2 separate regions of the Homo sapiens genome follow, and region 2 is linked to region 1. Evidence: chromatin loops called from intact Hi-C (ENCODE). Cell type or tissue: psoas muscle. All regions are shown on one strand. Links, peaks and the distances in the headings refer to the core of each region. The heading gives the core; the rest is flanking DNA.

Evidence for each region. Hi-C counts contacts between places; a loop is a spot of excess contacts. Peaks named below come from ENCODE experiments on the same cell type or tissue, not always from the same donor. Only the 100,000 strongest peaks of a DNase experiment are listed, where the experiment ranks them.
Region 2: it touches region 1 in a loop (5-fold over the local background); 28 of 110 quality-filtered maps call a loop at or near these places.

Annotation. Positions count from the first base shown.
Region 1 is chr12:7,632,181-7,647,872 of GRCh38, reverse strand. No RefSeq gene overlaps it. Among named protein-coding and RNA genes, the nearest start is that of APOBEC1, 26 kb to the left of the region's middle. RefSeq lists silencers at 7,741-7,840, 8,922-9,051 and an enhancer at 9,493-10,027. In psoas muscle, for the core only: CTCF peaks have their summits at 4,846 (motif pointing left) and 9,013 (motif pointing right); a DNase peak (open chromatin) is centred at 9,052; H3K4me3 peaks cover 786 bases; H3K27me3 peaks cover 856 bases.
Region 2 is chr12:7,136,433-7,152,124 of GRCh38, reverse strand. CLSTN3 (calsyntenin 3) reads right to left here. Exons shown (of 18, transcript NM_014718.4): 7 at 15,015-15,296; 8 at 14,058-14,170; 9 at 10,721-10,883; 10 at 9,986-10,039; 11 at 9,099-9,256; 12 at 8,814-8,962; 13 at 2,927-3,153; 14 at 2,432-2,602; 15 at 1,436-1,581; 16 at 1,062-1,197. Among named protein-coding and RNA genes, the nearest start is that of CLSTN3, 14 kb to the right of the region's middle. In psoas muscle, for the core only: CTCF peaks have their summits at 7,501 (motif pointing right) and 9,878 (motif pointing left); no DNase peak of the experiment used is centred there.

The sequences.
Region 1 (15,692 bases), core at 4,590-12,589:
CATCAATTACTCATATAAGCTGAGTAACAGCAATTCTAATTTATAACTCCTTTATAATAATATTAAATCTACTAATGAGGCTGGGCGCGGTGACTCATGCCTGTAATCCTAGCACTTTGGGAGGTCGAGGAGGGCAGATCACTTGAGGTCAGGAGTTCGAGACCAGCCTGGCCAACATGGTGAAACGCGGTCTCTACTAAAAATACAAAAATTAGCTGGGCGTGGTGGTGCACGCCCGTAATCCCAGCTACTCAGGAAGCTGAGGCAGGAGAATCGCTTGAACCTGGGAGGCGGAGGTTGCAGTGAGCCGAGATTGCACCATTGCACTCCAGCCTGTGGGACAAGAGTGAAACTCCATCTCAAAAAAAACCCCATAAATAAATAAATAAATAATAAATTTACGAATGAGAGGAGAGTGAAAAGTACCAGTTAGGCAGATAGCTAGGACATGTCCTTGGTAGAATTCCTTTCTAACAAAGAAACAGCTTGAAAGATCAAGCTGCAAGCACAGATCGGGGGCAAGGTCCACCATAAAAATGCCTTCTGTGTAACTAACTAAGGTCACAGTCTGAGCTGTCAAAGTGTCAGTCAAAATCTTGGGTTTATATGTATTTTGGAGTCTAGTAGTTGAGGTCAATTACTCACATGTGTGGTCTGATGAGGTGTGACATACTACTCTTGCAGGGAAGGGGAATTACAATCTATGTTCTTATCACAGCAATACATGTATCACTCAAGTAGCAAACTATGGAAGTAGAATCATTTTAAAGCTTTAAAACAGCACTTTTAGCAGGAAATTTAGCCCAGGGAGGAGCCTCTGTAGATCAAACCATTTTCTCATTACACTTAGCAGGTATTTCATCAATGTTAGGTGCTACTAATCTTATCACAACAATTATTAATATACAACCACAAATTATATCTCAATGTCAAAAATCATCATTTATTTGATCTGCATTAATTACAGCTGTGCTTTTGCTACTTTCTCTTCCAGTTTTAGCATTGATATTACTATACCTGTGCTATTCAAAAACATAACCTTAATACTGCTGTTTTATCCCACAAGGAGACTCAATTTTATATCAATGTTGTATTCTGATTCTTTCTCTTGCAGAAGTTTATGTTGTTATTTTACTCAGATGTAGAAGAGTTTCACATGTAACATATTCGGTTAATAGGAATAGTCTAAACCATGATATCTATTGGTTTCTTAAGATTCACTGTATAAGCCTGATACGGTTTGGATATTTGTTCCCTCCAAATGTCATGGTGAAATGTGATTCCCAATGTTGGAGGTGGATCCTAATGGCGATATGGCTCTGATGAATGAAGGAACACCAGGGTCTTTGGTCTCCTGCTGATTTAGATAAAACAACACGGAAACACCTTGAGTGGTTTTAAGGAGTAGAGAGTTTAATAGGCAGGAAAGAAGGAAGAAGCTCTCCTGTACAGAGACAGAGGGAGTGAGGCTCCAAGGGAGAAACCTCGTGTGTGGTACGGAAGTAGTTGGTTATATTAGGAAGCTGGAGGAGGAGGTGTCTGATTTGCATAGGGCCCAAGGGATTGGTTTGACCAGGTGTGTCATTCACGTAGACCACAAAAAACCCTGGCACTCCCACCTTAGCCCTTTAACATCCAAATGCAGGCCACCAAGATGTCCTGAGCATGTGTGAGTTATCTGGAGGTGGCTATGACACTTGGCACATGTGGTGACAATGAGAAGAGGGTGGGAATTGCCATGTTGGCCATGTTGGGTGGACCTAGTTTCTAATCACTGGCATTTGCATATCAAACTTGCCGGCCTGGTTTTTCAAGCTGCCTGTTAGAAAAGAAATGGTTTGGGGGTTGCTTCTCATGACAGGAAAATTTCCACTGAGAACTTTTACCCTTTCTAGTGGCCTAAAAATTATTTCCTAATAACTCCTGTATTATTCCCTGCCTCAAGAGAAGTAAACCTAACTGCTGTTAAGGGGTGTTGGATGACAATTCTTTCTGGCTACTTCCTGTTGAAAAGGCTCGTCACGTGAGGGACAGCAGTTGGTCCTCCTCCTGAGGTTGATCTAAGTGTTCTAGGAAGAATGGTGTGTCCATGGGTGGCTCTGCTCGCAGCGTTGTTTGGAGTTTGATTGCTTCTAGGTGAAAAGAGATAAATTTTACAAGAAGATTTAAAATATAGGGTTAGAGTATGAGTATTAAGATGACCACCATTAGAGGGAATTCTGTAGACCATAACTGAGTTTGAAATCTGTTAGTTACACCAAAGGGTTGCAATACCGGTTTTCGTCCACTAGATGCCGTTGTACATTACCAGAGACTTTATATAAAAGTAACATTTTCCTTGAGAAAAGCATACATTTTCCTTGAGAAAAGCATACATTTTCCCCTTGACTTCCCATTAGAGAATAATTTTTGGCATAGGCCATTTTTGTGAGTTGCAATATGATTGGGAGAAATATGATATTGGGTGGCTAAAATAACTTTAGCATTAATCTTGGCAATTCCTTTCCTTTAATTAGTAAATTCTTTTGTGACTTTCACAGACCCTCTTACAACATACTCAAACTCTCTGACTTGTCCTAAACATCCTTCCTGTAAACAACCAGTCATTTCCTTTTAGGACAAGAATTTACCATACACAATCCTTCCTTATATAAAATCTTTCTTTATAAACTTCTTTTAATAGTTTAGAATGCATCCTATTACCAACTTTCAGTAAAAAGTCATATCAAACTTAATGATAGTAAAACTTTTATACTTTCATGCTTGCTTTTTTTCTTTTTTTGATATGGAGTTTCGCTCTTGTTGTCCAAGCTGGAGCGCAATGGCACGATCTCAGCTCACCACAACCTCCTCCTCCCAGGTTCAAGCAATTCTCCTGCCTCAGCCTCCCGAGTAGCTGGGATTACAGGCATGCGCCACCACACCTGTCTAATTTTGTATTTTTTAGTAGAGATGGGGTTTCTTCATGTTGGTCAGGCTGGTCTCGAACTCCCGACCTCAGGTGATCCACCTGCCTCGGCCTCCCAAAGTGCTGAGATTACAGGCATGAGCCATCGCGCCCGGCCTTATGCTTGCTTCTTATCCATAACTATCACTCCTGCTATAAGCAAAATAACCTTGACTAAATCTTTCCTGCAATTATTAATCCTAAGATAAGGAAGATAATCAGGCAAAATATTATAACAATTAGAATTTTACAACCAAAATTCCGCATTGTGGGTGCCACGGTGTATAGTTCCATCGCAAATAGTGGTGTAACTATAACATTTCCCACAAGAGTGGCATAGTAAATAATTTTCGTTTAAGTCTTTACTTGCCTAGATATAACATTTCCCTTTGGGGATCTACAAAGTTACAAATGCAATCCCATGTATAATTAAATCTCGCTGCAAATATGCCTTAAAAGGAATTTTAATATTTGGTGGCAGATTTTGAGAGGAAAGGCAGAAATAATAAAAAGTACCCGATGAGGTAGGAGTAGCCCTCACTCAGTTACTTATCTTTTATGATTTTCAGTTTAAGATCTTCTATTTCTCCACATTGATATTCAGGACGTGCCTCTGGGCTGTCAGAGGTTGATCCCTCAGCTGTTCAGGCTTTGACTTGAATGTGGAAGTCAGGAGTTGATTCCTGTAACTTTTACTGCCAATGGTGTTGAAAGAAGAACAGTGTAGGGCCTTTCCCAGCTTGGCTTAGGGAAGGAGACAGAGATGAGGGTTTTCACTAACACCAAATTTCCTGGGTTAAATAAAGGTGGTTCTGTTTCCTGGGGTTGGACTTCTGTTAGTTGCGTTAATTCTTGTTGGAAGTGAGCTAGAGAGGTTACATGCTTAACCAATTTAGAGGTTTCCTGCCTGAAAACAATCTCTGAGCACACTGATAAGTTTTATCCTTTCCCAAGTGAAAAGCTTGGTGAAGGATTTTAAGGACATTGGCTGGAGGCTGGCAAATGGAGTTTGCCATCCTCTGACTGTAGCCTTTCTGAGGGCTGGGAACTACGTCCTCGAGAAGTGGCCTATTTTATTTCTGCAGGGAAATACTGAGGTTTAATTTTTCTTATGGAGCCTTCCTAGATTAGAAGGGGCTTAAGTGCCTTAACGGCTTGAGGCTTCCTTGCCTCTGACTTAACTGCCTGATCAGCTAACCTATTTCCTTTGGCTACCTCATTTGTTCCCTTTTGATGTTCCTTACAATGCATTCCTGCTATTTCTTGTGGAAGAAAAACTGAAGATAACCTGCTAATTTCCTGGTGATATTTTTATAGGGGATCTATTAATGGTAAGAAAATGTCTTTTCTTTCTTTCTTTCTTTTTGAGACGAAGTCTCGCTCCGTCGCCCAGGCTGGACTGCAGTGGCGCGATCTCGGCTCACTGCAACCTCCACCTCCCAGGTTCACGCCATTCTCGTGTCTCAGCCTCCCAGGTAGGTGGGACTACAGGCGCCTGCCACCACGCCTGGCTAATTTTTTGTATTTTTAGTAGAGACGGGGTTTCACCATGTTAGCCAGGATGGTCTTGATCCCCTGACCTCGTGATCCGCCCGTCTGGCCTCCCAAAGTGTTGGGATTACAGGCGTGAGCCACCGCCTGGCCGAAAATGTCTTTTCTTTCAAATGGCAGCATGAGCATGGAGAACCAAGAAAGCATACTTGGAGTTAGTATAAATGTTAGCTACCTTTCCCTTGCTTAATCCAAGTGTGCTTGTAAAAGCTGTTAGCTCAGCTAATTGAGCGCTTGTGCCTGGGGAGAGACGTTATTTAGAGTGACTACTGCTTATCCTGCCTTATGTACTTCTTGCTTTACTGGCGGTTTGTTGGCTAAGAGCTCCCCCTAGAGGACAGTAATCCTGCCACATTATGTGGGGTGTAAACAGTTAAATTATTTCCTAGGGTTAACTTGGAGGCTTTTCTGATTAGCGAGCTGTCATGATAATGGCTTGGAAGCACGTGTCAACTAAGGTTGAGAAAAATACTGGAGTAGAGTTTTTCCTGAGATGCCCCTTCTGGTTGTGCTATGGGAAGAGGGGAGGCCTGGATTAGAGAGGAGAAAAAAGAGAGACTGGCTGAGTGTTTAGAAAGAGGTCTACTTTCCTTCTTTTAATTTCCAGAATCACTCAGAGCTCCTGTGCTGTAATGGCAGTTTGAGCCGCTGGAGCTGGAGTTTGAGCCCCGGGATCCAGTTCTGCTGGATCATCAGTAAGACTGGTTCTGAACCCAGTGACCTCCACCTCTGGGGGCAGTTCCATCTCCTGTTGTCTCTGCCACAGGCTGGAGAGGGTTGAGGTGGCTTTGTCTTGCTGTATGGGCATTCTTTCTTAACATGCTCTGGCCTGCCACACTGATAGCAACTAGCAGATGCACCTCCGGGATCCTGGACTTTGCAAGCCTGCAAAGCTGCTGCTAGAGTCTCTGTCCTTCTGACCATTGTCTCTTTCTTTTGGGCCTCCTCCTGGTTCCTATTACAAAAGACCAAAGTGGCCACTTTCAGGAAGTTCTCTAAGGTGCTATCTGGTCCTATAGCTTGCTTGTGTAGTTTCCTTTTAATATTGGCAGCTGCCTGTCTAATAAACTTGTCCTTTAGGATGAGCTGTCCCTCGACTGAATCAGGGGATAAGGAGGGGTGTTCTGTTAGTGCCTCTCTCAGCCTTTCCATAAAGGCTACAAGATTCTCATCTGGCTGTTTATCATGGACAGTTTAGAGTAATTGAGAGGTTTGGCCCTGGTTTTCCGTAGGCCCTCTAATGCACACTTAAAAAAGAGCTTCCTTTTCATCTCCTGAGTTATTGGGGTCCCAATTAGGGTTGTCAAGGGAAACTGCTTTCCTCCCAATTGGGAATGGCATTTCTGCTATTTCTTCTCTTTCCTTATCTGCTTTCTTCCCTTTTGGTGTATTATAGGAGATATGTTGCTAATCTCTGAAATCAGAGCTGCCTGCTTTTCAGCTGCAGTGAGGGTCTGACTTAGGAGCAACATAACATCCTTCCATCTGAGGTGAAATACCTGAGTTAAATTTTGGAAAGCTTTTTTTTTGAGACGGAGTCTCACTCTATTGCTAGGCTGGAGTTCAGTGCCGTGATCTTGGCTCACTGCAACCTCCACATCCTGGGTGCAAGCGATTCTCCTGCCTCAGCCTCCCAAGTAGCTGAGATTACAGGCACATGCCACAACGCCCAACTAATTTTTGTATTTTTAGTAGAGACGGGGTTTCACCATGTTGACCAGGATGGTCTCAATCTCTTGACCTCGTGATCTGCCCGCCTCAGCCTCCCAAAGTGTTGGGATTACAGGCGTGAGCCACTGCGCCCAGCCTGGAAAGCTTTTATATACCTATCAGGGTTGTGAGAAAATTGGCTAAGTCTCCCTTTATTACAGGCCTAAGGGGCTGTAACGAGAAGGGAACTTGAAGGGGCCCCCAAAGAAGGGGGATCTTCAGATGGCTCCTCTGGAAGTTGCTTTTCTAATTTTGGGGAATTATTTTCAGTGAGCGTGCCTGATATGATTCCTAAAAGAGCTGGGTTGATCTTACACTGCTTGCAAAGTTTCAGTAAAAATACCATGCCCTTGTGCAAAATAAAATGAGTTGCTCTTCTCTTTAATGTCCTGAGGCTAAGAAAGTTTCAGTGTTTCAGAGTGCACGCCAGAGGGGCACAAACTGAAGATAATCTGTTACCCATCTAGAAAGAAAAGCAATAAAAGTGTCCTTTTAATCTACTTTGATTCCCTATGACCCCCGACGGAGAATAACACAGTGGAGTGTCCTGTTTTCCTTCCCTGGTTCCTGGGACCCTGTTAAATGTGCCACCCACGATTGTAAGCATGGTCCCCCAAGCCATGGGAGCGGATGAACTAAGTGATGGTGTGTCCGGAATGGGTGGGTTCTTGGTCTCACTGACTTCAAAAATGAAGCCGCAGACCCTCACGGTGAGTGTTACAGCTCTTAAGGTGGCGCGTCTGGAGTTTGTTCCTTTTGATGTGCAGGTGTGTTCAGTTTTTTCTTTCTGGTGGGTTCATGGTCTGGCGGGCTCAGGAGTAAAGCTGCAGACCTTTGCGGTCACTGTTACAGCTCTTAAGGCAGCGCGTCGGGAGTTGTTCGTTCCTCCCGGTAGGCTCGTGGTCTCGCAAGCTTTCGTGGTGAGTGCTGTAATTCACAAAAGTAGTATGGACCCCAAGAGCGAAAGAACAAAGCCCCACCAAGGCAGAGAGACACCCGAGCGGGTTACTACTACCAACTCGGGCAGCCTGCTTTTATTCTCTTATCTGGCCCCCCCCCAACCACATCCTGCTGATTGGTAGAGGCGAGTGGTCTGTTTTGACAGGGCGCTGATTGGTGCGTTTACAATCCCTGAGCTAGGTACAAAGGTTCTCCTCCTCCCCATCAGATTAGTTAGATACAGAGTATCCACACAAAGGTTCTCCAAGGCCCCACCAGAGCAGCTAGATACAGAGTGTCGATTGGCGCGCTCACAACCCTGAGCTAGACACAGGGTGCTGATTGGTGTGTTTACAAACCTTGAGCTAGATACAGAGTGTCCATTGGTGTATTTGCAATCCCTGAGCTAAACATAAATTCTCCACGTCCTCACCAGACTCAGGAGCCCAGCTGGCTTCACCCAGTGGATCCCGCACCGGCGCTGCAGTCCCACGCCATGCGCTTGCACTCCTCAGCCCTTGGGCGGTCGATGGGACTGGGCGCCGTGGAGCAGGGGGCGGCGCTCGTCGGGGAGGCTCCGGCTGCACAGGAACCCACGGAGGCGGGGGAAGGCTCAGGCATGGCGGGCTGCAGTCCCAAGGCCTGCCCCGCGGGAAGGCAGCTAAGGCCCGGTGAGAAATCGAGCGCAGCGCCGGTGGGCTGGCACTGCTGGGGGACCCAGTACACCCTCCGCAGCCGCTGGCCCGGGTGCTAAGCCCCTCACTGCCCCGGGCCGGCAGGGCCGGCCGGCTGCTCCGAGTGCGGGGCCGCCAAGCCCACGCCCCCCCGGAACTCCAGCTGGCCCGCAAGCGCCGCGCGCAGCCCCGGTTCCCGCTCGCGCGTCTCCCTCCACACCTCCCTGCAAGCTGAGGGAGCGGGCTGCGGCCTTCGCCAGCCCAGAAAGGGGCTCCCACAGTGCAGCGGTGGGCTGAAGGGCTCCTCAAGTGCCGCCAAAGTGGGAGCCCAGGCAGAGGAGGCGCCGAGAGCGAGCGAGAGCTGTGAGGACTGCTAGCACGCTGTCACCTCTCAATGGGATTAACCACACTTTACCCACGCAACCTTAGCTTATCTGCCTTGTGTGATTCCCTTTGACTTCCTAAGCCTATGTGATCTACCTGGCTCCCTGAAAAATTGATCTTTGGAGAGACTGTGTTGTTTTTGGTCAAGGCTCCTTTAACAGAGGCAATGTGCTAGACTGCCTGCTATTATGGCCCATGCCAAACCATTTACCCTCAGAAAAATGGTTCTGGTTAACTTCTGAACTTAAAATCTCCCTACTAATTATACCATTTTAACAGGAAACAGATTAGATGTCTTAAAAGAGCGTAGGAACAGAATGGCCATTTTCCTGCTTATGGGACAATATCAAGACTAAAATGTGGCAGCAGACATATTACTTCTTTTTGAGACAGAGTCTCACTGTCACCCAGGCTGGAGTGCAGTGACGTAATCTCAGCTCACTGCAACCTCTGCTTCCCCGTTTTAAGCAATTCAATAGCCTCAGCCTCCTGAGCAGCTGGGACCGCAGGTGTGCACCACCACGCCCAGCTAATTTTTGTGTTTTTAGTAGAGACGGGGTTTCACCATATTGGCCAGGCTGGTCTCGAACTCCTGACCTCGTGATCCACCCGCTTTGGCCTCCCAAAGTGTTGGGATTACAGGCGTAAGCCACCATGCCCGGTCGAGGACATATTACTTCTAATTGCTGAAGGCAGAACTTTCCGGTTCACAGAAGTAGGTTAGAGCCTGATTTCTGGTGGTGCAAAAGGAAGTTCAGTGTTACCGTAAAAAATGTGGCCCCTGAAGAGGATTTCTACTTCCACTAGGTGGCGCTGTTGGCTTAGAAATACTATATGCTCACCAGCGCAGCCACAGAGAGCGGGCTTGTTGAGTTACTGCCTGCTGCGTTTGCCATCTTTCCTAGCAGACCTGTTTCACTGAACTGTAAAACTCCCTGCACTTTTCACAGAGAGAGAGTAAGAGACCGTGGATAGAGAAAGAAGGAAAATTTTGCAACAGGATAGTAAGAAGAGAGCCTTGAAATTGAAGGAGAGATTTGAGGTTGGGGCTCGCTCTATAGTCACCACTCCGATGAATGAATTCCCGGTCAATGCAACCAAAATGATAACTGCTCTGATGAATGGAAGAACAGCAGGGTCCTTGGTCTAACATCGTTTTAGATAAAGCGACATGGACACATGTAGAGTGGTTTTAAGGAGTGGAGAGTTTAATAAGCAAGAAAGAAGGAAGAAGCTTCCCAGTACAGGGACAGAGGGAGGGGGGCTCCCAGAGAGAAACCCCGTGTGTGGCAGAGTAGTTTGTTATAGCAGGAGGCTGGAGGAGGAGGTGTCTAATTTGCATAGGGCCCAGGAGATTGGTTTGACCAGGCGTGTCATTCACATAGCCCGTGAAAAACCTGGCACTCCTACCTTACTCCTTTAATATGCAAATGCAGGTCACCATGATATCCATGTTATCTGGAGGCAATCATGACACTTGGCACATGTAGTGATGAGGAGGAGAGGGTGGCACTCTTCCTGTTGGCCATGTTGGGTGGACCCAGTTTCTAATCGCCAGCATTTGCATATCAAAGCTTGCCGGCCTGGTTTTTCAAGCTGCCTTTCTGTTAGAAAAGAAATGGTTTGGGGGTTGCTTCTTATTACAGGAAAATTTCCACTGAGAACCTTTACCCTTTCTAGCGGCCTAAAAGTTATTTCTTAATAATTCCTGTATTATTTGGAGGTGTTTGGGTCATGTGGGTAGATCCCTCCTGAAGTAATGAGTTCTCACTGTTCGTTCACACAAGAGCTTGTTGTTTAAGAGTCTGGCATCTCGCTTGCTCCTACTCTCACCATGTGGCACACTGTCGCCCCTTTGCCTTCCACCATGATTGTAAGCTTCCTGAAGCCCTCATCAGAAGCAGATGCTGGCACTATGCTTCATGCACAGCCTGTAGAACTATGAGTCAACTTAACCCCTTTTCTTTATAGATTACCCAGCCTCAGGTATTCTTTTATAGTAATGCAAGCAGACTAACACAAAGCTCATTATATATTTACAGTAGAGATGGATGTTAATACATGAGCATATTTTATATGAGCCACTATAATTATTGCTATTCCTATAGGAGAAAAATTATTCAGCTGATTAGCAAACTTTCACAGAGAAAATATCTAATGGTCATTAGCTGTACTATGAACTTTAGGCTTTATTTTCTCATTCACAGTTGGAGGCTCAACAAAAATTGTATCAGCTAAATTATCATTTGATATCAACCTTCATGATAGATATTGTTGTAGTAAAGCAAAGTAAAATGAAAGTAAAGTCAAAGTAAAGCAAAGTAAAAGGCTAGAGAGTGTTGGAAGCAGTGAATCCTATTTTAGATGGACTTGCCAAGGATACTGGTAATTTTCTTTTTTTTTTGAGATGGAGTCTTTCTTTGTCATCCGGAGTGGAGTGCAGTGACTTGATCTTGGCTCACTGCAACCTCTGCCTCTGGGGTTCAAGCGATTCTCCTGCCTCAGCCTACTGAGTAGCTGGGATTATAGGCACGTGCCATCATGCCTGGCTAATTTTTGTATTTTTAGTAGAGACGGGGTTTCACCATATTGGCCAGGCTGGTCCCGCACGCCTGACCTTGTGATCTGCCCACCTCGGCCTCCCGAAGTGCTAGGATTACAGGCATGAGCCACTGCACCTGGGCGGATACTGGTAATAAAGTAAATGAGCAGGTCATGTGAAAATCTGGAGAAAGTTTATTTCAAGCAGATGGAAGAAGGTGCAGGCATTTGAAATTGGAACAAAACAAATTTGGCATTTTTTAAGGAATAAAAAATGTGGTTAGAGTGGAATAAATGAGGTGAGAAAATGTAGGAAATAGGGCCAGGGAGACAAGCAAAGGTAAGATTATGTAGGGAAGTATAGGTCATGGAAAGAAATTTGGATTTTCTTTTGAGTAAACTGGATTTTAGAAATTTGTGGTAGTGCAGGATTTATTATGTATTAACAAGAACTGGTTGCCTGCTGTATGGAAAACAGATATAGTGGGGCAAAAGTGAAGTAAGGAAGTCCAGTTAGAAATACAGCAGATATCTAGTAAAGACTAAGCTCTGATTTTTTATCTGGCCTAAATTCCTTATTAAGGGGTATGGGGAGTCATGACCCACAAACCATAAATTCTCATCAGATGGGTTTTATTTAATCCTGTATATTACGACTTACTTTCCAATCTGACTCTGGCATAACTAGAAAGAAAATAAAAATGTTTTACCCCAAAATATATTTTCTTGCCATACCTTGAAATTGCCCTGCAAAGTCCCTTGTGGGAAAAATCCACATTCTATAGAGAATCCCCTTTCCCCTTTGTTTTCCTTTCTTCCTTTCTGGATCCAGGAGATAATCAACTAAGAGCCAGGTACCCTTTTAGGTCTGATAGGAAACATTTTACAACCTGCTGTCTCTGAAGTCTGCTATCAGAGAGCTTCCTCTGCACAATAAAACTTGGTCTCCACAATTCTTTATCTTAACTTGAACATACCTTTCTTTTTTTTGAGACAGAGTCTCACTCTGTCACCCAGGCAGGAGTGCAATGACGCAATCTCGGCTCACTGCAACTTTCGCCTCCTGGGTTCAAAAGATTCTTGTGCCTCAGCCTCCCAAGTAGCTGGGGTTACAGGCACCCACCACCATGCCCAGCTAATTTTTGTATTTTTAGTAGAGACAGGGTTTCACCATGTTGGCCAGGCTGGTCTCGAACTCCTGACCTTGGGTGATCCACCTGCCTTGGCCTCCCAAAGTGCTGGGATTACAGGTGTGAGCCACCACACCCGGCCTGGACATTTCCTTTCTATTGATCCCAGCTCTTCAGATAAACTCAACCAACTGTCATACAGAAAATGTTTAAATTTACCTATAGCCTGGAAGCCCCTGCTTTGAGTTGTCCTGCCTTTCTGAACCAAACCAATGTATTTCTTAAATGTATTTGATGTGTCATGCCTTCCTAAAACATATAAAAGCAAGCTGTACCCCATCCATCCTGGGCACATGTTCTCAGGACCTCCTGAGGGCTGTGTCATGGGCCATGGTCACTCATATTTGGCTCAGAATAAATCTCTTCACATATTTTATAGAGTTTGACTATTTTCATCCATACTAGGAAATATGACTATTATCTCTACTGAAATAAAGATACAAGTGGTGAGAAGTAGTAAGATTTGGGATATATATTAAAGGTTTAGTTGACAGGATTTGTTGATGGAATAAATGTATGCTACAAAGGGAAAACTCATGACTTTTACATTTTTAGCAAGAACAACCAGATGAATGATACTGTCACTTAACTGAAATGAGGAACACAGGGCTAGGAGTGGTTTGAAAGTGAAGTCAAGAGTTCCATTTAATTATGTTAACTTTTAAAATGTTTATTAGACATACAAGTGGACAGTTATTCATGTCTGAATTTGATAGAAAAGGTAAAATCTGGGGATTAAAAAAATGGGCTTTACATATGCATTGTCTTAAAGTCACAGGAATGGTTGACCTTACTTAGACATGTGAATATGAATTGTGGACATAAGAAAATTGAAGACCAATCCACAGGATTTACCAACATCTGGAGATCAAGACAAAGACGAAGAAACAGCAAAGTTGGCTGAGTAGCAGTAGCCAATAAGATAAAAGATAAATCAGAAAACTTTTATCCCAGAAGCCAAGTGGAGAGAAAAGTGTTTTAAGAATGAAGATGGGGAAGATTCTAGGTAGGTGGTTTTAGTACAGTGCACTTTAAAAATCTCCATCTAGGGCAGCAAAACCAAGGAGCAATGAACAAAACCCATTTATAGCAAAACTAGATGGCAAAATTTCTCCATGAGCTTTCAGTTATGAGAAGATGATGACGAATTATCAGTAACTACACAACCCACAAAGTATCAGCATCTGTTTGGGAAGTTGGACAGGATCCAACTCACAGGAAAGTCTAATAGGGCCACAGTGCAATAAAGTATAAAGATGTTGGGTAAGTCTGGGCCCTATAGACTTTCTTTTTTTAAAAATTTTTAACCTTTTTTTTTTTGGAAATGGAGTCTCGCTCTCTCGCCCAGGCTAGAGTGCAGTGGCGCGATCTCCCCTCATTGCAAACTCCACCCCCCGTGTTCACGCCATTCTCCTGCCTCAGCCTCCCAAGTAGCTGGGACTACAAGCGCCCGCCACCACGCCCAGCTAATTTTTTGTATTTTTAGTAGAGATGGGGTTTCACCATGTTAGCCAGGATGGTCTCGATCTCCTGACCTCGTGATCCACCCGCCTTGGCCTCCCAAAGTGCTGGGATTACAGGCGTGTGCCACCGTGCTCAGCAAATTTTTTTAACTTTTTAGTTCAGGGGTACATGTGCATGTTTGTTACATGGGTAAACTTGTGTCATGGGGGTTTGCTGTACAGATCATTTCATCACCCAGATATTAAGCCTAGTACCCATTGTTATTTTTCCTGATCCTCTCTCTCCTCCTACCCTTCACCCTCCAACAGGCCTCAGTGTGTGTTGTTCCTTTCTATGTATACATGTGTTTTCATCATTAGCTCCCACTTATAAGTGAGAACACATGGTATTTGGTTTTCTGTTCCTGCATTAGTTTGCTAAGAATAATGGTCTCTAGCTCCAGCCATGTCCCTGAAAATGACATGATGTTTGAGCTAATGGATATCGCAATTACTTTGATTAGATGATTATATACTACATGCCCGTATCAGAATATTACATGTGCTCTATAAATATGCACAACTATTATGGATCAGTAAAAAATAAAAATAAACCAAGGCTGTCATTTTCAAGCTACAAAAGAAAAAAGGCGATTAGGTCCTACATATGTCCTTTTCCATGTCATCTAAGTCTAACTTGGCTTATAAGATCACAATCAATATCCTAAATGGGAATATGGGATTTTAAGAATTTTCTCTTAGCTTCTAATTTTCTTTAGCTTCTAATATTTCTGTAGATAATATGCCAGTATATTGAAAGTACATATATCACACAGGGGCAACAGTTATGTTTCCATGTAAGAATTTATTCCCCAAATAGTTATTCCACACTTACAATGTGCCAGCCTGGGGTATAAATTAGGAAGCAAATTAGACATATTTCCTATTATGAAGAGGTTACATTTACATATGAGTAGATATTAAAAGCAAATAAAAGGCAGTGTTGTTAAGGCCTAAGACGAGGTAAGAAAACCAAATAATGCCTCTTAACTTAGACTTGGAAGAGCAAGGATGCCCTCCTGCAGGGAATGACATCTCAAAGAATTAGGTCACTAGTAGAAGTTACGTAGCTGAAGAGTTGAATGAGGGCTGTTCTGATGAACATAGATGCCAAAGTCCTCAACAAAATATCAGCAAACTGAATCCAAAAGCACATCAAAAAGATTATTCATCACAGTTAAGTGGGCTTTATTCCAGGGATGCAAGGATGGTTCAACATATGCTAGTCAATTAATATGAGGCACCATATCAACAAAATGCAGAGCAAAAAACAATCATTTCAACTGATGCTGAAAAAGCATTTGATAAAATTCAACATCTTTTCATAATAAAAACCCTCGACCAATGAAACGTCAAAGGAATGTACCTCAAAATAATAAGAGCTATATATGACAAACCCACAAACATCATCATACTGAATGGGGGAAAGTTGAAAACATTTCCCCTAAAAACTGGAACAAGAAAAGGATGTCCACTCTCACCACTCCTATTCAACATAGTGCTGGACTCCTAACCAGAGCAATCAGGAAAGAGAAAGAAATAAAAGGGATCCAAATTGGAAAAGAGGAAATCAAATTATCTCCATTCACTGATGATAGGATCATATACCTAGAAAACCATAAAGACTCCTCCAAAAGACTCATAGACCTGATAACGACTTCAGTAAAGTTTCAGGATACAAAATCAGCATATAAAAATCAGTAGCATTTGTATACATCAATAATGTTCAATCTGAGAACCAAATCAAACTCAATCCCATTTACAATAGCCATGAAAAAATCATGTGCCAAGGAATACATTTATCCAAGGAGGTGAAACATCTCTACAAGGGGAACTACAAAACACTGGTGAAAGAAATTGTAGATGACACAAACAAAAAAACATTCCATAGTCATGGGTTGGAGGAATCCATATACTTAAAATGACCATATTGCCCAAAGCAATCTACAGTCAATGCATTTCCCATCAAATTACCAACTTCATTCCTCACGAACTTAGAAAAAACAATTCTAAAGTTCATATGGAACGAAAAAAGCCTGAATAGCCAAAGCAGTCCTAAGCAAAAAGAACAAATCCAGAGGCATTACATTACCTGACTTTAAATTATATCACAAGTCTATAGTAACTAAAGCAGCATGGTACTGGTACAGAAATAGACAATTAGATCAATGGAACAGAATAAGAGAACCCAGAAATAAAGCCAATACCTACAACCAACAAAGTTGATAAAAACAAATAATGCGGAAAGGACACT
Region 2 (15,692 bases), core at 4,945-12,944, 500 kb after region 1:
TTCCTCTCTGACGGAATTATGGCTGAGTTTTCCTCGTCTTCTTCTTTCTTTTTTTTTTTTTTTTTTCCTTTGAGACAGAGCCTTGCTCTGTCTCCCAGACTGGAGTGCAGTGGTGTGATCATGGCTCACTGCAGCCTTGGCCTCACAGGCCCAAGAGATCCTCCTACCTCAGCCTCCCAAGTAGCTGGGACTACAGGCACCTGCCACCATGCCCAGCTAATTTTTTTTATTTTTTGTAAAGACAGAGTCTCACTGTGTTGCCCAGGCTGGTCTCAAACTCCTGGACTCAAGTGAGCCTCCTGACTCAGCCTAGTGTGTTGGGATTACAGGCATGAGCCACTGTGCCTGGCCTGATTTTTCTTCTTTAAAAGAAATATTTGATATTTTCTGGTTTTTCTACAATTACGCAACTCAAAAGTTGAAAATAAAATTGCACCATTCGTAAAGGACCATGACCGGGAACCTTTGGGACCACGGCCAGGTTGCTTTGAAGGGCAGCTTTGAAGGGCAGCACTCCATCTGAATGTAACGCTTTGCATATTTGCATATATTTTTTAGAAATATTCTTGTGACTGCATACGTAGCACATAATTTTACATGTAATAGTACCAATTCTCTCCTTGGGGATAGGGACTGATCTATCCTATAAATCATTTAGATCATCTTAGGACAGTGCTAGTACATAGTAGGTGCTTAGTAAATACTTGATAGTTTCACCACAGAGGATCCTAGGTCCAGGGCTAATTTGATATTGCTTGGGGCTGGGGAAGGAGGCATCATCAGGTATAACAAACACGCCTAAACCCACACTGACTTTATGACTGCAGGCATAAGCATCCCTACAATGACACAAGGCTCATGTTCTTCACAAGGGAAAGTGAATGATCCAAAGGGAGAGAGGGATTGGTCCATAGCTGTCAACTAAGGCAGGTACCACAGGGAACAGAACCCATTGCTCCACCTACCTTGTCCTCTCCCAGAGGTGGAGGGGGAGGATACCTGTCCCAACACACTCACCTGCCACCTGCCCCTCCCTGCCCAGCCCCACCAGGCTTACGTACTGGAGTTTCTGTGGGAGCTGGCTAGGCTGTGTCCAGCCATCTCAGGCGGGGGCTGGTGACCACGGTGCAGGAACTGCTGGGAGCTGAGCACGTGGCTGGGGTGGGCAACCCGGTTCATGCTGTGCAGGACATTGACCTGGGCAGAGGGAGGGCTCCATGGGCACACACGCTTCTCCCAGGTCCTCCCCACTTCTCTAGACCCCAGCCCCATCTCCTAACTACTGCCCCCATCTCCTTCTCCTCCACCCACTGCAAGGTCCAGCAGCCCTCCACGCTGCCATGTCCATGCCCACCAACTAACATTTTGAGTCCATGCCACCTCAGCTCCTTTCTGGGGGTGGGTAACTGTGGAAGGAAGGAGACTCTCTGGGTACCTCCACGATGAATTCATTGCTGGAGTAACGGCCATTCATTTCCGAGCAGGAAAGCCGGAACTTCCTGGTGTAGAGGGCAGCTCCGTGTCGCAGCCGATAACGAGCCTGCCTCAGGATCTCTTCATACACAGTGATGCTCTCCACCCCTGGAGATGAGGAAGCACCTCAGGGCAGGGGCCAGTGGAGGCAGGACCTGGGCAGGACCCTCTCTCCTGGACTCCCACCAGCTGACGCCACACAAGCTGTAGAGCAGGTCAGCCCCATCTCCGCAGAAGTGCGACCTGAGGTCGAAGGGAGGGATGCTCCCCTCCATCCCTGCCCACTCTGACTAACTAGGATGGAGAGATCAAGGCTCCATTTCCTGCTCTGTAGGTTCTGAGGAGGAATGGAAAGAAGGAGATAAAGACATCCTGAAAGACAGAAAGGGAGATGGCAAGCAGGAGGGAATATGAGAAAGAGGAAAATACAGAAGTCCTCAGTGAGCCCTGGAAAGGAGTGGAAATAGAAGGGAACTGATTATCTCCATCTTCTCCATTCTCCCTCCTGGCTTCCTTTGGAAACTACCAAATCATCACTCCCACTATTCACTAAGAGATGAGTACTTCTTGTAAAGCTCTGGTGTGCACGTGAGATGAGTGAGCTGAACAACAGAGATGACCGGTAACAAACAGACAGCTAGAGGGTTAGAAAGCTGGGCAGAGATGAGCCGAAGGAGGAGAGGAAGGTGAGAAGCCTGAATGGAAACAGGAGTGGGACCAGAAGTGGAGGTGAGCCAGGCTATGGAGAGGAGCAGGAAGACAGAAGCATTCGGAGCCTAAACCCAGCACACCTTCCCTAGGGACAATCAAAGCCAGAGGATCTTCCAGGCTAGGAAAATGCAAAACGGCACTTGTCCACATCCCTGGACCTGGAAGGAGGACCCTCTGGGCTTCCTAGGCCCTTACTTTTTGGGAGGGGCACACACACACAGAGGACAGGCCCTCAGGCCCCACTGACCAGCAATAGTGAGGTAGGCAGATGTGTTGGTGAGCTCCAGCCCCCGCTGCTGCAGAGAGGTTGTGTCCAGGAGCAGGCTTTCCCGCTCGGGATCCAGGTCATCCCCCACCAGAGAAATTTCACAGCCATCCAGGTTGTGCACAATCTCATCCGACATGCGTGTGTCTGTCACTGGGTTGGGGATAGTAGGGTCTGGGTCAGAGCCAAAGGGCCCACGGAGGTTCTGAGACCCAACCATGCCCTCATCACCACTCTCCCTCCCTTTCCAGGGCCAGGGAGAGGGAAGTCAGCATCATTTTCAAGAATATCATTATGCAACAATTCATTTCCACCCACGTGTTTTCCACTTGCTCTCCTTCTTAAAGGTAAGTTGTTCAGTCAAACAAACACAGGATGGAGTCGCTTTCTGCTTCCAGCCCCAGGAGTTCTCCCACACTCTGACTCCAGACACTGGCTGGTTCTCTGGATGGTGTTACTCCCCGAAGTCGTCCTTACCTGTGCCCTGCCAACTCTCATCCTTTTTGGCCTCCACCTGGTGAGAAATGGAGCAGGTGATTTGAAGATCAGGGAACAAAGGGACGCCGTTGGTTCCCTCAAAGTCCACAGCTGGGCGGGCAAAATGAGCAGTGCCACTCAGCAGGATCTGGGGGGCGTCAGGCTGAAGGACGACCACGTAGCCCTCCACTTCAGGGATGGAGACGCAGGACTCTTCGCTGAAGCACCTATGTAAGAAAGCAGGAGAAGCAGCATGTGACCCCAACACTTCCTCCCCGAAAACCCACATTCTGTTTCACTCCCCGCCCCAGCTACCTCTATCATAGAGCATCTCATGTCAGGAAGGGGCAGGGGAAGAAAGGGGGTCATGCCTCTGCATCCCAACCCCCACAGCAGTTGAAGGGGGACATATCCTTTCCTGGTAGGATGTCACCAAGGAAAATGTCGAGGACAGAAGGTCAGGTAATCCCAACCTGTGGGTGTGATCACACCATCAATGCCCTACCCCAGGATTATGGAGTACCTATAGATGCTATTTTAATGAAAAACAAAGCAAACTGAACTGACAAACAGGTATATATACACACACAGTTCTTTATCCAGCAGTTTAAAAGTACATGGACTCAGTATACTATCCGGCACATATGCGCCCAAAATTATTCAACAATAAAAGTAGAATGTGGACATCTATCAAAGGATGTCCTCCTCTTTGGTGTGTCTTTCATTCCCTTCAATATCGGGGAAACACACTTTGGTAGGTGAGATCATCTGACCACCTTGGACCTAGATCCACCGTCTCATGAAGCTTGAGGATCCAGGCATCAGGACAAGCTATCCTTAGAGGACTCTGTTGAGCCAGACCAACCAACAGCACAGCTGCTCAGCAGTGATGCTCCCAGGATCACATTTAGCCCCACCTTTACCAGTAATAACAACACCTCACAATCAATAGCCCTTGCCAGTTTATGAAGCATTTTCCCACATTTCTTTCTTTCTTTCTTTCTTTCTTTCTTTCTTTCTTTCTTTCTTTCTTTCTTTCTTTTTGATGGAGTTTCACTCTTGTTGCCCAGGCTAGGGTGCAATGGTGCGATCTTGGCTCACTGCAACCTCTGCCTCCTGGGTTCAAGCGATTCCTCTGTCTCAGCCTCCCAAGTAGCTGGGATTATAGGGCGCATGCCACCACACCCGGCTAATTTTTGTATTTTTAGTAGAGATGAGATTTCTTCATATTGGCCAGGCTGGTCTTGAACTCCTGACTTCAGGTGATCTGTCCGTCTCGGCCTCCCAAAGTGCTGGGATTACAGGCGTGAGCCACCGCACCTGGCCCATATTATTTCATTATATTATAACCTCATTTCTATGCTGTAAAATGCCTAAAGCTCAGGCTGGGCATGATGGCTCATGCCTGTAAATCCTGGCACTTTGGGAGGCTGAGGCGGGAGGATCCCTTGAGCTTAGGAGTTCGAGATCAGCCTGGGCAACATAGTGAAACCCCGTCTCTACAAAAAATACAAAAATTATCCAGGTGTGGTGGTAGATGCTTGTAGTCCCAGCTACTCAGGAGGCTGAGGTGGAAGGAACACTTGAGCCCAGGAGGCAGAGGTTGCAGTGAGCTGATGAGATCAGGCCACTGCACTCCAGCCTGGGCGACAGAGTGAGACCCTATCTCAAAAAAAAAAAGAAGAAAAGAAAAGAAAGAAAAAGAAAAAGAAACAATCAAGGCTTAAACCAGAGTCTAGGCTTAAATCATTCTTCTCCTTCCAGGTCCACTGATTTTTTTTTTTTTTTTTTTTTTTTTTTTTGGCAGAGTCTCTCTCTGTTGCCCAGGCTGCAGTGCAGTAGTGCCATCTCAGCTCACTGCAACCTCTGCCTCCCAGGTTCAAGCAATCTCGTGCCTCAGCCTCCTGAGGAGCTGGGACCACAGGTGTGCGCCACCACACACCGCCCAAGTCCACTGATCTTTCCACTAAACCACAGGCACCATTTGGGGCCTGGGTTTGCACCAGGGAAATGTATCTGTAAAGAAGTTTCCCCACTTGAACAAGCAGACTTCACGGTGGAGTTAGTGATCCAGGAGCATGGACTCTGATCCCCACGCTGGTGCTAGCGGAAATGATTTTACAGAGAGGACTGTAATTATTAGTGTTACTGAGCATGCCCAGCTTGAATGCTGGAGTAAAAAGGGAGAAGGCATCATCTCAGTAGGCATGATGAGCTCAGAGCCCCTGAAGTTGCCAATGCCCGGGATGTGCTGAGTTCCTGTACCACACGGAGCAGGGCCTATTACAGTCTGCCATCCAGATAGGCCTAGGGCAAAGCCCCTTGGGAAACAATCCCAGATGACCCTGAAGGCACAGGCTCCAACAGACATCCTCCCTGCAATGAGCAATGCTGTGCTGTGCCGCTGGTCTGGGAATCCCAAGGGGAATAGGAGGCCTGACCCAAAGGCACCGTTGGTCTGGTAGAGAGATTAGACGTGGCACACAAAAGTTAAAAGAAAGGCAAATATGGTCATCGCCATATGAGTGGAACAAACAACCAGAAGAGTTCAGAGGAGGGAGAGGTTAGTTCTGCCTAGGATAAGAGGAGGGTGCTTGGAAAAGGAAGGTAGGAACGATCAGAGAAAGTAGCAACTGAGCTAGCCTTTGAAGGAGGGTAGTACTGACCCAGAGTGGATGGCGAGAAGCTTACTAAGGGGAGTAGAGGAACATGAGGCAGGAACCACCAGAAGCCAGATGGCTGGCAGCTTTAAATGCCATGATAAGATCTGTTTTTTTTTTCTCTCTCTCTAATTTTTTAGAGACAGGGTCTCGCTTTGTCGCCCAGGCTGGAATGCAGTGGTGCAATCATGACTCACTGCAGCCTCGAACTCCTGGGCTCAAGTGATTCTCCCACCTCAGCCTCCTGAGTAGCTGGGACTACAGACTTGCGGTCTGTTGGTTGTGCAGGCTGGTCTCGAACTTCTGGCCTTAAGTGATCCTCCCACCTTGGCCTCCCAAAGTGCTGGGATTACAGGTGTGAGCCACGGCACCCAGCACATTTGACATTTTTATGCAGTGGGCAAGAGGAAGCCACCGACGTCTTTTTCATCAGGGAAGTGTGATGATGAAAACTCAACTTAAGATCACTCACCTAGCCTCAGAGTAGAGGATAAATAAAATTCGAAGACTAGAGATAGGTCAGCTAGTTAGGAGGCAATGGGCCAGATAAGAGGTAATAAGACCTGGGCTAGAACAGTAACAGCAGCAAAAGAAAGAGGAGACAGATTTCAGACACGCGGCACAGAGGCAGGGTCCAGGTGAGCTGGCAACTGATGGGCAGTGGAGGATAAAGACAGGGAAGAATCAAAGATGACTCAGAGGTTTCAAGCTCTGGATGACTGCAAGGACAGAGGCACCATTACAGAGAGAGTTCAGGGAGAGAGGCTGGTTTGGGATTGCAGTTGATTATTTCAGCATTAGCTCTTTCGGTTGAGGTGCTAGCAGAACTTCTAGATAGAGGTTACAGGAAGCAGATGGAAAGTCAAGAGCTGTGGAAAGAGGACAAAACTAGAGAAATAGATGTGGTATCTATCTGTTCAGGGGTCAATTCCACAAGTAAATGGGCTTTCCAAGAAAAATACTAAAAAAAAAAAAAACTTCAGGAAAACTTGCATTTAGGCATTGACCAAATAGTTGCATAAATCTGGCTTTAAATAGACAGAGGTCCAAGAACTGAAAACTGGAAGCTATGAAAGCCACAGGGACAGGGGCAAGGAAATGCATCAGGGAAAGGGAGGTATTGCTAGGTACCTGTCTGTGTCTGTTACATACACACAAATGCGCGCGCACACACACACACACACACACACACCCCTCTATATTTTCTCCCGTGACCTCAGGGAAGTATTAGGATAGCACCAACCATGTAGTAACCTTAGAAATGGAGAAATGAAAACTCTGTTTCTTAACCTCATAGAGAAAACATCAAGGCCCCTTTCCTCAAAGGCAGGTTCCAAGCCCTTGGATAAACCTCTATCCTGGGCATGAAAAAGATAGCAGGAATTCAGATGAGGCAGTCAGCAAAGAGAATGTCAACTCCTCCCCCCGCAGGAACTCCCCTTGCAGAGCTCCACCCTAGGCCAAAAACCAGAGCCCTCCCTTCTGCCATGGCTCCTCAGCACTGGAGGGGACGAGGCAATGCCTTGGCTTCTGAGGGATCAAGCCTTTCATAACTGGATGACAGCCCTTTAACAACTGGAGCTCTGACTGGGACATGGCGGGGTGCATACTCAGCAATCAGCTGCACCCACATTAACTCAACTGCCTGTGACCTTCAGCTCCACACCCTGAACCAGCAAATTCCCAAAAGCCACAGCCCGGGGCCTTCCACAGCTCTAACTGTGAGGCCTGATAATCACGCCCAGTCACCCTCTAGGGCTCAGAGCCCTCTCCCCTCTAAACCCACCCCTCCCAGGATAGGGGCAAATTTGAGATGTTTATCTTCATATAGCTCACAGAGAAACTGAGGCAGAATCGGGGAGAGGGGTAACAAGATTGGAACGCAGAAATCCTAACTCTTAAATCATGTAATTCACCCACTAGATGGCAGTATCTCCTAAAAACCGCCCATAAACCATAATAAGGGGTGAAAATGCCTTTATGTAATAATAGCCAGCATTTAAGCGGCATCCACTCTCTGCTAGGCATTTGATCCAGATTATATCATGTAGTCATCGTAACAATTCCACGAGTTAGACTCTATTGCTATCACCACTTTATAGCATTTGCCCAGTGCCAAAAAGCTAGCAATAGACCCTATGCTCTTAACTATCATACTTTCGTTGCCTCTCAATTGATCTGTATTTTTAAACATGTAATATATACTCAAACCTTGAAATAATCTACAATTTTTCTTTTAAAGACTCCAAAAGTCATTCACTTAGAATTCAGAGGTCAGTAAACTTTTTTTTTTTTTTTTTTTTTTTGAGATGGAGTCTCGCTTTGTAGCCCAGGCTGGAGTGCAGTGGTGCAATCTCGGCTCACTGAAACCTCCGCCTCCTGGGTCCCAGTTCAAGCAATTCTCCTGTCTCAGCCTCCCAAGTAACTGGGATTACAGGCACGTGCCACCATGCCCAGCTAATTTTTGTATTTTTAGTAGAGACAGGGTTTCACCATGTTGGCCAGGCTGGTCTTGAACTCCTCGTGATCCATCTGCCTTGGCCTCCCAAAGTGCTGGGATTACAGGCGTGAGCCACCGTGCCCGGCCAGCAAACTTTTTCTATGAAGGATTAGATAGTTCTGTTTGAGGGGGCCATATGATCTTTGTCCCAACTACCCACAGTTCTGCCATCACAGTGAAAGTAGCCATAGACATATGCAATGAATGGGCACTGCTGTGTTCCAATAAAACTACAAAACAGGTGGGCAGGCCAGATTTGGCCTAGGACTGCCAACCCCCAGACTTAGGCCATCGTACGTGACCTTGCAAGAGCTTGGTGAAGCAAGATTAAAACAAGTGAAGCAGCCAGGACTCACCATTTGCCCGAGGTTATCCAAGCAATTCGCATTGAGTCAGAATTAATGTCAGGTCTCCCCACTCCCAATCCTGTGTCCCACTTTACGTATCAGCACAGAGGCATAGAGAAGATCAAAGCCCGGAAACCCTAGATGTGTGACTTGGTAGAAAGAGTAACAGATTGATTGTTGAGAAATCTGAGTATAGTCCAGACTCTTCTACCAATATTGCTATGTGACCTTCAGTGGTCAATTGTCTCCATTTGAGGGCCCAATCTCCTCATCCATAAAACAAAAGAGGTATGCCTAGCTCTAGGTGACGCCTTAGGCCAAGGAGCTGTGACACTGTCTGGCTCTGCTTGGTGATTTGCCCTGCCCCACCCAACACTCACTTGACAGCAGTGGTGAGGCGCAGGGGCCTGACGCCGGGCGTGGCAAAGCGCAGAGTGTTCATGTAAGCCACATGCTGCAGGGCATGGTTGAAGGTCTCCACATCATCCCCCTCCAGGGTGAGCAGGGACTGTGAGGGGTTCACGTGGACCTGGGCCCCAGACACAGATACAGCTGAGAGCAGGGCCAGGAGGTGGCAGAGGAAGGGAGCAGAGGTAGAGGGGTAGGGCAAGGGGGTGGGGCAAGGGGCATGCTGGGAAGAACAGGGCTAGAGGATGGGGCAATACCTTCATGCCTTTGCCCAGGCTCTCGAAATCCCTATAGTCCAGCCCCTCCCGACATGCATAGAGGCACTCGATGACCTCGCGGCTCTCCAGGCGACCTGAGCGCACGCTGAAACCAGCCAGGTAGCCATGGAAGTAGTGGTGGATCGACAAAGGGTCTCCTAGGGTAGGAACACAGGAGCAGGACGGGAGGTGAGAAGAGAGGAGGATGGAAAAGGACGAAGGCTGAGAGAAAGGGAAAGGAGAGAAAGAGCAGAAGAGTTGAGAAAGAAAAAAAGGAGAAATGTGGAAACCAAAAAAAAAAAAAAAAAGGAAAAAAGAGAGATGAGAGGTGAGGGAGAAGTGAAGGTAAGGGGGGAGGCTAGAGAAGGGAGAAAATGAGACAAAAGAAGACAGAATAAAGCCAGGGGAGAAGAAGAAGGGTGAAAAGTAGAAGCAACAAAGATGAGAGGGAGGAAGAGAAGGAAACAGGACCAACAGGAGGAAAGAGTCAAAACAAGGAGGGAGGGGGAGGCGGCAGGAGAGAACGTCTTTCCAGTGACATGCAGGGAGACCAGGATGGATGTGAGCGAGCTTCACAGATGCCCAGACCTTCCCCTTCTGCGTGTCTGACTCCTGACTCCTGCCACCTCCCTTCTACCATGTGGAAAGCCACCAAGAGAGCCCCATTCTTCATTCTGTGGGCAGGACAGGATACCCAGAACCCAGCCAAGCTGCCTCTAGCCTTACCACTCCAGGAGCCCCTGCCCTGCTGTATTTCTTGGAGGCTCTGCCCCCTGGTGGCCTAGGAGGCTGTCACAGGCTGGATAGGATTTGGGGTGGAAAAGGGATCTCAGAACAGAAAGTGAAGATGAGAACTCTCTGGTCTCCAGTTCTTACACACGGAGTACCTTGGGTGGTGTCTGTACTGTTGTCTCCCTTTTCCTTCTCTTTGTTCTTCTCCTCTGGGGATAAAAAAAAAAAAAAAACAGTGCTGGTGAGCTCAGGGATGTGGAGAGATTGACAGAGAGGAATGAGATGTCTTCCTCTCATCCCCATGAGTGCTCTCATGCCCACATGGGATTCTGACCCTGCCCATGTATAACTTGCAACCTCTCAGCTCAGCCCCAACCCTTCTTTTGTCATGTTCCAACCTCTCCAGCCTCTATTATAGACAAACCCCCAAATACGATATGCTGCTGAGGAAACACGTGGGCTCTGGTAAGACAGACAGGCACATGTGCACACACACACTCCCAAGAGGAGAAAAATTTTTTCAATGGCTTAAAAGTTGGAAGACCGAGGACACTCTAAGGGGTTACTCTCCTTGAGCAGGGGAATGGGCTATGGAAGTCATCATCACTTTGATGGAAAAAAGTGGAAACTGGCTGGAGTTACAGAGAGAGAGTCTGGGGATGCGTGAGAAGTTAATTCCTCCAAGTCAGAGGTGATGACCCATTGGATTAGTGGGAGATACGGGAGGGAGGCTGTGGTCCCTTCCCATGGAGATCTTCAGAGTCACCCTGCACAGCTGCAGAGAGATGCAGGAGGCGGCCTCAGCTGCTGGGTCAGACTGCCCTTGCTCCTCACCAGCCTACCTCCCTTCCCAAATCCTGAACCACTGGAGTCTTCACTGAGAAGCTTACCAGTCCAGCAGGCCCCAATCATGAGAGCAGGCTCCCTTCGGGGTGGGTGGATGAGGCCATTGTCATGGATGAGGGCAGGGTCGAAGGAGATGCCGTCGGTATAGAGTGTGACTGTGGGGAACTCGAGGTTCAGAGCGTAGTGGTGCCACTCATCATCACAGACCTGGGAGAGTAGGGTAGGGGCAAGAGCCTCTCAGGTAATTCGTCTTCAGAGAGCTAACCCTAGGCACTGCCCCATCTCCTGGGAGACAGGGGACAGTCCCTTTATTCCCAGTTCTACCAACAGGGCTTACTAGTGCTTTGCTGCCTATCCAGCTCGAGGAATAACATCCTTGTCCAAAATCTATCAGGCAACCAACCTAGTAGCAAAGATTCCACTCTTCAGGTAAATCGTTAAAGCTATAAATATTCCTAAGAGGAGTAACACACTTTCATGAATAAATTCCCTGCCCCCCGAACTTATGTATTACATATGTGTGTAAGGCACTGGAAACTCTAGAGATGGGGTTTCCTTCTGTCCCCCAGGCTGGAGTGCAGTGGTGCAATCATAGCCCACTGAAGCCTCAAACCCCTCGGCTCAAGCAATCCTCCCACTTCAGCCTCTGGGGTAGCTGGGACTACAGGTATGTGCCACCATGTCCAGCTAATTTTTTTATTTTTTAGAGATGAGCTATCACTATGTTGCCTAGGCTGGTCTCCAACTCCTGGCCTCCAGTGATCCTCTCAGCCTCCCAAGTAGCTGGGATCACAGGTTATCTCTAGGATAGCTTCTAACCCAACATTAAGCACTAAAATAAATATTGCTTCCCTTTGCAGTCTCTCCTAGGGCCAGCCAAGATGGAATGGGGGATGGTCAGAGGAAAAAGGGGCAGAGAGTACTCTGCCTCATCCAGTTCCAAATGTTGGGGTCCCTCAAGGCTCAGACCTAGGCCCTCTTCTCTTTCCTCTCTACACTCTTTTCCTAGAAGTCACCTCATCTGTTGCCATGGGTTTGGGTACCATAGTTATACACTGGTAACTCCAAAATCCACATCTCCAGCCCATAACTCTCCTCTGAATGCCAGATTCTCCACTTGGATGCCCACAAGTATCTCACATTTAACACGTGTAAGGTGCAAGTCCATGCCCTTTCCCAACTCCCTCAGTTTCTCCCCAGGCAGTATAAATGCTCCATCATCCATCTAGCTGCTCAAGTGGCTGACGTAGGAGACAACTTTGATCTTCCCTTTCCCTCAGCCTCCACATCCAGTCCATTAGCAGGTGCTGTTGATCCCAGGTCCAAACAGAGCTACAAGCTGCAGGTTTCTGTGCAGGTCTCTCCGTCTCCATTGCCACACATCAGTCATGTCTCCAACCCCTTTCATGAAGACTGTTGCAACAGTCCTGTTTACTGTCACCATTAGATACCTTCAATACAACCATCCCACAGTTGCCAAGGGGATCTTGTTAAAATGTAAATCTGGCCAGGCGCAGTGGCTCACGCCTGTAATCCTAGCTCTTTAGGAGGCCAAGGTGGGTGGATCACGTCAAGAGATCAAGACCATCCTGGCCAACATGGTGAAACCCCATCTCTACTAAAAATACAAAAATTAGCTGGGCGTGGTGGCACACGCCTGTAGTCCCAACTACTAGGGAAGCTGAGGCAGGAGAATCTCTTGAACCCGGGAGGCCGAGGTTGCAGTGAGCCAAGATCGCACCACTGCACTCCAGCCTAGTGACAGAGTGAGACTCCATCTCAAAAAAAAAAATAATAATAATAATAATAATAATGATGATGTAAATCTGATCAGGTCATGCCTCTGCTTTAAAATCCTTCAAAAAACACTTCCTGTCTCTCATATGACAAAAATCTAGACTAACCCTGCTGAAAAAGTCCACTGTACAACCTGATCACTGCCCATCTCTGCAACTTATCTCCAGTCTTGTTCACTGTACTCCAACCGCACTGGCCCTCTTTCCATGCTTGGAACATGCTGAGCTCTTTCTTGCCTCAGGGCCTTTGCATATGCTCTTCCCTCTTCCTGGAACCTTCCCACACTCTTCCCACACCCAGCTATTTCTCATCCTTTAGCACTAGGCTTAAATTTCCCCTCAGTCAGGTCCCCCAGGAGCACCCAATCTAAGGCAAGTTCTCCTTTCCTTGCCTCCCGCCATGCTCTGCCCCAGTCCCTTGCCTGCTTCTTTCAGAGCATTTCTCACAATTTATCATTTTACATGTCTATTTACTTTTTAAAACTTTATCTCCCCAACTGAAATGTAAGTTGAATGATGGCAAAGATTTTGTTTCATTCATTGTATTCCCAGAACCTAGCTGAATGACAGAGACTTAGTTGTATTTAATAGATACTGGTTGATTAAATGAGGGTGAATTGAAGAAAGATAGCAAGGGTAACATTACCAATATTTGCAGTGTGAGGGGGGAATCAAGAAACAGCAAATGACAGACTGTCTCTTTAAAAGAGTGCCACAGACAGCAAAACTTTTGTAGACAGCCCTCAATTATCTAGTTTATAAATTATCTGGGCACTTCTTTTCTCTCTTCTAATGCTTTTTTTTTTTTTTTTTTTTTTTTTTTGCCGTTTGCTTACTCAGCCACTCCACCAGGACTTGCAAGAGAAACAGAAGGAGGTGAAAACTCAAATTAGTCCTCACTGGTCCTTGTGGTCAGCCTGGAGAATAAATAATGAAGAGGCTGCAACTGTTGGCTCAAGAGAGGATTTTAAATATTTTATCCATTTTTATTTATCCCTCCATAATCAGGGCTGATAATAGTGAGAATTAACATATACAGAGGGAGTGCTTTTCAGTCTACAACGGTCTATTACATCATTTAATCCTAACGACTCTGGGATATAGAATTCTTTTTATCCCTATATAACAGGGTTGTTTTAACCCTGAGGTTTACACATATTAACCAAGATTTCATAGCCAGCAAATTCCCTTGGCAGGACTCAAACCCAATCTGTGTACCTCAGAATGACTTATTGTCTTGATTACAACAGGCTAACTGCCTGAGAGTCAGGGATGTATACTGTTAAAGTCCTAAATAAGAGAGAGAGAGAATAAAACAAGGAGGAAATAGATGGTTGGTCGACTTTGGTGTTAGTAGTCATTTGTTCCCTTTTTTTTTTAAATCCAGAAGTGCTTTCTGCAGGGGACAAGCTTTGGGAAAAGGGAACAAGAGGACCTGGGAGTAGAATGGTCAGGGGCTGAAAGTGAAGAAGCAAAGAGAGGGCAAGGGGGAACCCAGAAAATGCTGACCCTGCCCAGAGAAGGTCCTTTCCTAAAAGTGAGTCACATCTACTCAGCCCTCCCAGGAGCCTGGCTCTTGCCTCACCTGCTCCAGCTTCCAGAGGAACTTGACTGGGCGGGCACTCTCAAGCAGGGGCCAGTAGAGGAAGGCAATCCTACAGCCGTGGACAGTCAGCGAGTAGTGAGAGAAGCCGTCCTCTGAGGGCACAGGAAGGGGATGGGGTCAAGTGCAGAGGCTGAGGCCAGAACAAGTTCAAAGCAGCAGGAAGGAGAGGATGTTGGATTCTCTTAATCCTCTCTCATTCCCTCGTTCTCTAGCATTTTTCTTTCCTCTCTCTCTCTCTCTCTCTCTCTCTCACACACACACACACACACACACACACACACACACACACATTCCAGTCCAAGTGATAACTTGGGCTTCTTAGGCACCCTGGCTGGCTGGCTGAGGAGGGAACATCAGCTGGCCCACTCCATCACCAGCTCTTCATCAGTCCTTTGGTTAATACATACATCATGGGTGACAACCCTTTTCAAAAGAGTTGTCAAGGTCAAGAGAAATGAGGTTGGAGAATTGGCTAGAAATGAAAGAGCAGGTCAAGACTAAGCCCTCTCCAGTGAAGTAGGCCCTGCAGTTGAGGGAAGAACAGGCCTCGGAGTTGGGGCCAACCAGTCCCAGGATGGGATGATGAAAGAATGGGGCACACCATTACCCAGGCTTTCCCATTGCAATGGAGGGGCTTTAATGGAGGTGGAGATGGGGGGTGGGGACAGCCTACCACATGGTGGGACACAGAGAAGTTGACTGGGCAACTGAAAACAAGAGTAGCAGCAAGGAATCCCATTGCACTCTGACAGCAGTACGATCCAACATGTCATGTTGGGGATAAAGCACAGAATCAAGGCATATCACACCTGGCACTTGCACCTCACAAATGAAGAGAGGGGAAGTGACCTGTTCACAGTCACACACTGGGCAGTGACAGAGGCGGGACAAGAAGCCAGTTTCCCCCTCTGGCTAGTGCCTGGAGGGGAGGCTCACCATTCTGGACAGTGTTACATACGATGGTTTCCTCTTCCTTCTTGCCCTTGTTGGGAGTTACGCCATGCTTCATCCAGAAGGACAGGGTGAAGTGGTCACTGAGGCTGTCCTGGGGCCCAGAGCCCAGCCCACTGGGGCCACCCAGGGGCACCTGCACAGCCTGGGTGCCATTGAACCAGTAGATCAGGCTGCTGTCCTGGCTGTAGTGCACCGAGAGTCCTGCTGTCCAGTTGGCATTGGGGCCAGGCATGGGCAACAGATCCACCTCCCCAGTGGCAGCACCTGTGGGAGCCCCAGGAGGCACAAGTGTCAGAGCCAAGAAGCAGCAGATGGTGAAAAGGGCAGGAGGCAGGGAAAGAGGGACTGATGGGAAAAGATTTCCTACAGCACGTCTTGCCACCTTTTATGGCCTTTCAAAGACAAGAGAGGGATGAACTCACTTCTAAGAGTATCTCTCCAGTTAACCCATTCTCCAACTCTTCATCTCGCCCTACCATTGTTCCACCATGCATCCGGTGACTGTCTGGTGCGATGACTATGCATCTTTGCCAAAGACATATGTACCTGCCTTTTGGGCCGCAAATGCTAATCGTGTCACAACCTCTATGGATAAACACCTGTGGATGGCCAGTGGTGATGTAAAGCAGAGTCTTGGAAAAGTTTGGACAGAGGTTGGAT